Linked DNA regions of Homo sapiens: region 1 is linked to region 2. A link is a contact called in ENCODE Hi-C data. All regions are on one chromosome and are shown on one strand. The core of a region is the stretch at or near the end of the contact, and the rest is flanking DNA. Distances in the headings are between cores, read along the strand shown.

Evidence for each region. A loop is a pair of places that touch in the nucleus more often than their neighbours do. Pooled maps may share reads with other maps.
Region 1: a pooled map shows a loop between it and region 2 (4-fold over the local background). The contact joins the enhancer-like site here to the promoter of P2RY12 in region 2. A Hi-C loop is called at or near these places in 3 of 37 single-sample maps with no recorded cell type and 2 of 50 pooled maps.

What each region holds. Positions count from the first base shown.
Region 1 is chr3:152,594,785-152,599,526 of GRCh38, forward strand. No RefSeq gene overlaps it. Among named protein-coding and RNA genes, the nearest start is that of P2RY1, 240 kb to the right of the region's middle. RefSeq lists enhancers at 1,589-1,688, 2,052-2,722. Within about 2 kb of position 1,392, at least 18 of the 41 ENCODE cell types and tissues checked have a DNase peak (open chromatin) inside an H3K27ac peak, as active enhancers do.
Region 2 is chr3:151,383,445-151,387,671 of GRCh38, forward strand. P2RY12 (purinergic receptor P2Y12) reads right to left here and starts at 1,309. Exons shown (of 3, transcript NM_022788.5): 1 at 1,248-1,309. It overlaps MED12L (mediator complex subunit 12L), which reads left to right. Exons shown (of 45, transcript NM_001393769.1): 34 at 335-444; 35 at 639-774; 36 at 1,586-1,747.

The DNA of each region.
Region 1 (4,742 bases), core at 142-2,641, 1.2 Mb after region 2:
TGTTCATGTCCTTCGCCCACTTTTTGATGGGGTTGTTTGTTTTTTTCCCAAACAGCATGGTACTGGTACCAAAACAGAGATATAGATCAATGGAACAGAACAGAGCCCTCAGAAATAATGCCGCATATCTACAACTATCTGATCTTTGACAAACCTGAGAAAAACAAGCAATGGGGAAAGGATTCCCTATTTAATAAATGGTGCTGGGAAAACTGGCTAGCCATATGTAGAAAGCTGAAACTGGATCCCTTCCTTACACCTTATACAAAAATCAATTCAAGATGGATTAAAGATTTAAACGTTAAACCTAAAACCATAAAAACCCTAGAAGAAAACCTAGGCATTACCATTCAGGACATAGGCGTGGGCAAGGACTTCATGTCCAAAACACCAAAAGCAATGGCAACAAAAGACAAAATTGACAAATGGGATCTAATTAAACTAAAGAGCTTCTGCACAGCAAAAGAAACTACCATCAGAGTGAACAGGCAACCTACAACATGGGAGAAAATTTTCGCAACCTACTCATCTGACAAAGGGCTAATATCCAGAATCTACAATGAACTCAAACAAATTTACAAGAAGAGGTCACTGTTTCCCACCCACACTCATAAGGTAGAAAATTCCTTACACAAAAAAAGCAAGATGTATGCTGGGCATACAAAAAGAATGACACATGTTCATTATAAGAGAACAGAGTATATTTAGTGATAAATTAGCTTTGTGGTAAAAATATTTTACTATGAAAATGGTAACACAGACCAGGTACAGTGGCTTATGTTTGTAATTCCAGCACTTTGGGAGGCTGAGGTGGGGGGATTGCTTGATTCCAGGAGTTTGAGACCAGCTTGAGCAACACAGTGTGACCCTGTCTCTACAAAATTTTTACAAATTAGCTGGGTGTGGTGGCACACATGTGTAGTCCCAGCTACTCATCTACTCAGGAGGCTGAGGTGGAGGTGGGAGGATTGCTTGATCCCAGAGGGTTGAGGGTACAGTGAGCTAGGCTTATGGCACTGCACTCCAGCCTGGGTGACAAAGTGAGACCCTGTTTCAAATTATAATAATAATAATAAATTATTTAAAAAATACTAAGAGAAAGAAGAAAGAAAGAGAGAGAAAGAAAGAAAGAAAGAAAGAAAGAAAGAAAGAAAGAAAGAAAGAAAGAAAGAAAAGAGGTAATATAATTGATCTAGGGTTAAGTGAATAAAGTATAATATATTTCTCAGTTCTGATTATTCCAAGGAATCTTTTAGTCTGGTGTCAGGGAGAGAATGGAGACCACAAATCTCTTTCCTTTTCTTCATAGCAAGATGGAAGAAGCCAAAGATTCGAGCTCTTTCTCTCAAATGTAGCTTTTCAAACAGCAAGTCCTAAGTCTCAAGTTAGGAAGTGAAAGTGTCATAGCTCTCTGATGCTGGCTAAAATTTTACTTTAAGTTTCTTGTCCTTGAAGAGAAACAGGAAGCACATTTTCTTATCAGCCAAAGCAGAATGAGTTCTTTTAGCAAGGTCCCACCCCCTGAGAGTGAACTTTGCACTGCCCAAATATGTGCGTGGAGCTCATTTGTGCTCTAATTGAATCCTTTAAAGCAACACAGCTGGAAGACTCAGATCTCACTTCCTTGATATTCTACAGTCTGCAGTTCATTTTTGCCAAGCCAAAAAGTGACTTGTGGAGGGAAAAATAACCCTAACAACAACAACATTTAAAAAGAAACAAAACCAGAGGAACTATCTGACATTTTGGTGCATCAGTTTAGTCAGTATATTCCTGCTGCTCGGAATAATTTCTCTGGACCTAGAACTCAACTTCTTCTTAGATAATTTATAATCATGGAAACCATACAGATCCCTGAGGTCAGGGAGCCACAGCGAGACCACATCCTTTGTTTTCATTTCTCAGCTCCAAGTTAAGCTGCTTATTGTGCCTGGATCCAAGATGTACAAATCATCCAGAGTGGCTGGGTTGTGTAAGAATGTTTCAACTGGCATGATGCCTGCTCTATCAATACAAATGGCTTAACTATTTTCTGATAAACCAAAGAATCATCCTACATGGCTCTCCTGAAACTGTAACTGTCTCTGAGCTGGCAGAGGAAGACTTGCAAGGGTTTTGTGTTTGAGAATCATCTGCAGATTGAGTTTTACAGGAGCTGGTTCCCTTACTTTGACACCCTGGGAGCAACTTCATATAAAGAACAGATCAGCATCTGAATATGGAACAGTAGGTGTCAGGCCTCTGAGCCTAAGCTAAGCCATCATATCCCCCGTAACCTGCATGTACACATCCAGATGGCCAGTTCCTGCCTTAACTGATGACATTCCACCACAAAAGAAGTGAAAATGGCCTGTTCCTGGCTTAATGGATGACATTATCTTGTGAAATTCCTTCTCCTGGCTCATCCTGGCTCAAAAGCTCCCCTACTGAGCACCTTGTGACCCCCACTCCTGCCCACCAGAGAACAACCCCTTTGACTATAATTTTCCTTTACCTACCCAAATCTTATAAAACGGCCCCAACCCATCTCCCTTCGCTGACTCTCTTTTCGGACTCAGCCCGCCTGCACCCAGGTGAAATGAACAGCTTTATTGCTCACACAAAGCCTGTTTGGTGGTCTCTTCACACGGACGTGCATGAAATTTGGTGCCATGACTCGGATCGGGGGACCTCCCCTGGGAGATCAATCCCCTGTCCTCCTGCTCTTTGCTCCATGAGAAAGATCCACCTACGACCTCAGGTCCTCAGACCACCAGCCCAAGAAACATCTCACCAATTTCAAATCCAGTAAGCGGCCTCTTTTTACTCTCTTCTCCAACCTCCCTCTATCCCTCAACCTCTTTCTCCTTTCAATCTGGGCGCCACACTTCAATCTGTCCCTTCTCTTAATTTCAATTCCTTTCATTTTCTGGTAGAGACAAAGGAGACACATTTTATCCATGGACCCAAAACTCCGGCGCTGGTCACGGACTAGGAAGGCAGCCTTCCCTTGGTGTTTAATCACTGCAGGGATGCTTCTCTGATTATTCACCCACGTTTCAGAGGTGTCAGACCACGCAGGGACGCCTGCCTTGGTCCTTCACCCTTAGCGGCAAGTCCCGCTTTTCTGGGGGACTTGCCAACCCCTTCTCTCCATGTCTCTACCCCTTCTCTGCTTTTATGGGGGAAGGGCAAGAACTCCTCAACCCCTTCTCCTTCACCCTTAGTGGCAAGTCCCGCTTTTCTAAGGGGCAAGAACCCCCAATCCCTTATCCCTGCATCCTGACCTCTTATCTCTGTGCCCCAATCCCTTATCACTGTGCCCCAATGCCTTATTTCCGTGCCCCAACCTCTTATCTCCATGCCCTGACCCCTTATTTCCATGCCCCGACCCCTTTCCCACTTTTCTGGAGGGTAAGAACCCCCGAACCCCTTCCCTCCATGTCTCTACTCTCTCTTTTCTCTGGGCTTGCCTCCTTCACTATAGGCAACCTTCCACCCTTCATTCCTCCTTCTTCTCCCTTAGCCTGTGTTCTCAAGAACTTAAAACCTCTTCAACTCACACCTGACCTAAAACCTAAATGCCTTATTTTCTTCTGCAACACCGGTTGGCCCCAATACAAACTTGACAATGGCTCTAAATGGCCAGAAAACGGCACTTTCAATTTCTCCATCCTACAGGACCTAAATAATTTTTGTCGAAAAATGGGCAAATGGTCTGAGGTGCCTTAAGTCCAGGCATTTTTCACACTTCATTCCCTCCCTAGTCTCTGTTCCCAATTCGATTCCTCCCAAATCCTCCTTTTTTCCCTCCCACCTGTCCCCTCAGTCCCAACCCCAAGCATTGCTGAGTCTTTCCAGTCTTCCTTTTCTACAGACCCATCTGACCTCTCCCCTCCTCCTCAGGCTGCTCTTCACCAAGCTGAGCTAAGTCCCAATTCTTCCTCAGCCTCCGCTCCTCCACCTATAATACTTCTACCACCTCCCCTCCTCACACCCGGTCTGGCTTACAGTTTAGTTCCATGACTAGCTCTTCCCCACCTGCCCAGCAATTTCCTCTTAGAGAGGTGCCTGGAGCTGAAGGCATAGTCAAGGTACATGTACCTTTTTCTCTATCAGACCGCTCTCAGATCAGTCAATGTTTAGGCTCTTTCTCATCAGACCCCACTAAATACATACAGGAATTCTGATATCTAACTCTGTCCTACAATTTAACCTGGAGTGACTTAAATGTCATCCTGACTTCTACCCTCTCCCCAGATGAACGGGAAAGAGTTTTTTCTCTAGCCCAATCTCATGCTGACAACCGCTGGCTTCATGAGCCAGACCTCCAGGAAGGCATTAGAGCAGTTCCCCGAGAGGATCCCCAATGGAACTACCAGGCAAATTCCCCAGGTATAGCTAGGCGAGATTACATGATTTCCTGCCTAGTTGAAGGGCTTAAAAAGGCAGCTTACAAAGCTGTTAATTATGACGAGCTTAAAGAAACTACCCAAGGTAAAGACGAAAACCCAGCCCGGTTCATGGCCCGCTTAGCAGCAACACTTAGACACTTTACTGCCCTAGACCCAGAGGGGCCAGAAGGCCGCCTTATTCTTAATATGCATTTTATCACCCAATCCACTCCTGAAATTAGGAAAAAACTCCAAAAATTAAATTCCGGCCCTCAAACTCCACAACAGGACTTAATTAACCTTGCCTTCAAGGTGTACAATAATAGAAAAAAGTTGCAATTCCTTGCCTCCACTGTGAGGCAAACCCCA
Region 2 (4,227 bases), core at 59-2,558:
TGACATTATTCAGGTTTAATTCAACTATAATTGCATCATAAAACTGGACATCATAAAAGATTTGGAACAAAAGAAAGCTAAGTTTATTGGTGCCCACATTCAGATACTCACGTCCCTTCTTCATTTTAGTTAATGTTTGAATGACTGAACTGTGCTGAAAGAACTAAAAATAGTGATAAACATGTAGGTAAAAGAGAAAAGATAAGGTAATCTATAAACTAGAGCATCCCTTGTTTTTTTAAATAAAAAACAATCAAAATTTGATAACATAAAGCAATGGGGTGTTCTTTCTGTTTTACAGAATGCAAATATCTTACTGTATTTTGTCTGCTAGGTAGGAGGAATGTTTGACACGGTGCAGAGGAGCACCCAGTGGACTACAGACTGGGCCCTGCTACTCCTTCAGATCATTACTTCAGGAACTGTTGACATGCACACTAACAAGTATGTTTTTATCACTTCACATTGATTTTGCTACATGTATGCATGGTATAAGCTTTGATATACTGATGGCGATTTCTGCCACATCTTATTTACTTGGATGCTATTAAAAATTCTGTGCCTTGAATAAAAATACTCAGTTAAATAAGTGTATTTCAGTTTCACTTTAAGATGAAAATAATTATTTTCTTTCTTAGTGAATTATTCACAACAGTTCTTGACATGCTGGGTGTTTTAATCAATGGAACGTTAGCCTCTGACCTATCAAATGCATCCCCTGGGGGATCTGAAGAGAACAAGCGTGCATACATGAATTTAGTAAAGAAACTGAAAGTAAGTTTGAGATCAGCCTGTATTATGAGCTCAAGTTGTTTATGGATTTATTATCTAGTGCATTTTAATTTATTACTCATTAAATGTTATTAATTGTATTCAACTTAATTTAATGTGATTATTTGCTATTTGTTTCACCTAACCTTATTAGTACCCAGAAGTTACATGCACATAACCTTGATTATTTTTTATTGAAAACAATTACATTATAAAACATGTTTAATTTTTTAAAGAACTTTAGAAATCCACTGTTAAATATATAACCAGAATACTAACATTAGATAGATTTAGGATAACTCTATGCTTGGACTGGCACGTGTAATTGAAAAAATAGCCATCTGCATTGAAATTTATAAATCGATTCATTTGACCGACCACTAACAGACTCCTTTAAAAAAAAATTGTAAGAAAACAGTGCAAAAAAGAAACCAAATAAATCTGATGCATTACCAATCAAATAAATCAATGGTTACCTTGTAATCTGACCCTGGACATGAGAAAGTGTTCTGTTCTGCAGCTCCTGTCTTCTGATTGTGATCACTACCCTGGATTTTTGTCATTTCAGCACTATGATGTTTGTTGTGTAACAACAGTGCCTTTGTATGTGTTCTATTTTCTACTTAAATAGAAGAAATGAAACACTCATTGCTCTATTTGGAACTGCCTTGTAGAACATGTTCAGGGTTAAAGAACATGCGCTAAGCTATAAAAAGGGAAATGTTTCATAGGGGAACTTCCTTCTGGTTAACTTTTGCCTTCATTGTAATTTCTGTCCCACTTCTCACTCTCTCTCTCTCTCTTTTTTCTTTAGAAAGAGCTAGGAGACAAGCGATCAGAAAGTATTGACAAAGTTCGACAGTTACTACCTTTGCCGAAACAGACATGTGATGTCATCACTTGTGAACCTATGGGTTCCTTGATTGACACAAAAGGAAACAAAATTGCTGGATTTGACTCTATAGATAAAAAACAGGCAAGAGTGAATGTTTTTTCTTATATATAAATTTATTTACAAAAGATGAAATACTTTTTTTTGTCTTACCATAGGATATATAAAATATATTAATTTTGCTGTTGATGTTTTTAAGGCATATGCTTGTCTTCTAAGTGTACTTAGTCATTGGCATTATCATATAAAGAGGTCATATCTTTGAAGATCTACGTTTTATATGTTTAAAGGACTTAAAATGTTTCCCTGAATTTAAGTAAATTTTTGGAAACCTACCAAGAGAAAACTAAGTAAAAGCTTAGTGTAAAAAAAAAATTGCATAAATAAGTTCTGATTATACTTCAGATTTAGAAGCAGAATATATTTATCAATGAAAAATTTCTTGTAAGCTGAGCATGGTGGCACATGTCTTTAGTTCCAGCTACTTGGGAGGCTGAGGCAGGAGGATTGCTTGAAGCCAGGAGTTTAAGGCTGCAATGTGCTAGGCTCATGCCTGTGAATAGCCACTACACCCTAGCCTGGGCAACAAAGTGAGACCCTGTCTCTGGGGGGGGAAAAAAAAAAAAAAACCTTCCTGTAGTAAGCTATTTCAAATAAAAATTATTTTAATTGTTAGGATATTCTCTATTCCTATCAAGCAGTATTTAATGGACATTTGTTTTATATAAGATATTAAAGATGGTTCTCTAAAATATGAGAAAATTGGTCAGTTACTCTTTTAATGAACAGTAAGCAACCACCGACATTCCACAATCACCAAGATGAAAGACAGAGTTCCTACCCTCAAGGGGGAAGTAGACAGACAATTACAGTGTAATGAGATTTGTGTGACATGGTACAGAGAGAGTATTAGGGGATAGAATAGAGGGTCCCCAGGAAAATTGACACGAGTCATTTTGAAGGATTAAGAGTTAGCTGGGAGGTAGGGAAAATTGTGGTACAAATAAAGGGAGAGTTTATATGAAGACATGAAAGAATCAGATTTACCAGGGAATTTAGAGTAGCCTGAGAATCTAATACCAGTTTGTGTAAAGAAAAAAAGCTAAAGTCATGGTCAAGTTTGAGTTTGCAGTGTCAGCGGACTTCCTGGTAGTAAGACATCTGGAATCCATTTGGATGTGTGGTTTTTACACCAAGGAAAAAGTTCTCATCTCAAGACAAATATTAGGAAACAGTCAATTTACAGGTGGCAATTGAACCTTGGTTTTATTTTGTTTTACTTTGTTTATTTATATTTTTTGAGATGGAATCTCGCTCTGTCGCCCAGGCTGGAGTGCAGTAGTGCGATCTTTGCTCACTGCAACCTCTGTCTCTCGGGTTCAAACGATTCTCCTGTCTCAGCCTCCTGAGTACCTGGGATTACAGACATGCACCACCAGGCCCAGCTAATTTTTTTTTGTTTTTGTCTTTGTTTTTTTTTTTTTTTCAAGACAGAGTCTTGCTCTGTCACCCAGGCTGGAGTGCAGTGGCGTGATCTCGGCTCACTGCAACCTCCACCTCCCGGGTTCAAGCAATTCTCTGCCTCAGCCTCCTGAGTAGCTGAGATTACAGGTGCCTGCCATCATGCCTGGCTAATTTTTGTATTTTTAGTGGAGACGGAGTTTCACCATCTTGGCCAGGCTGGTCTTGAACTCCTGACCTCGTGATCCACCTGCCTCAGCCTCCCAAATTGCTGAGATTACAGGTGTGAGCCACCACACCTAGCCTTTTTTTGTATTCTTAGTAGAGACGGGGTTTCACCATGTTGGCCAGGCTGGTCTCAAAGTCCTTACCTCAGGTGATCCCACCCGCCTCAGCCTCACCAAGTGTTGGGATTACAGACACGAGCCACTGTGCCTGGCCTGAACCTTAGTTTTAGATGAAGCTACTCATAAAAGAATGCATATAGATAACAACAGTAACACTTACATCTTAGGGAATGACTGAGTAGTTATTTGGGGGCCATTTAAGGAAAAATATTTTTAAATTGACATTTTAAGGCAAGTGCCAAGAGATGTCACCAATTAATGTTAAGAATAAAAAGAGGGTAACCGTTTTTTTTTTTCTAGAGTCAGTAAATATAAGCTTGAGTTGAAAGACTTTACTTATTCCTGCTGCTACAATTTAATTCTCTAATAATAATATTATATTCAGAGTATGGCTTATTAAGTACAGGGCCCACATATTGAACCAAGTTCATGCAGATTTGGATTGAAGTTAATACTAACCCAATTACAGGTTGACTATAACTTGACTCTTAAATTTGATATTATCTTCAAAATTATAAATAGATTACAGAGATTTAGAACTGGTTATAATTTAGTAAGATTAACTTTGCAGTGTTAGAATTTTTAGCAACAAATTTTTAGAATTTTTTTAGCAAAAAGAGGAAATACACATTAACAATAAAATATGCTAGACTGCCTCTGTTGCCTAAACAGAGCATCATGTGGTTAAAGAACTGTAGAACCGGGCTTACAAAGGTCTGAATTCTAGCCACTGCTCTCCGGTGATGTAGCTGTGTA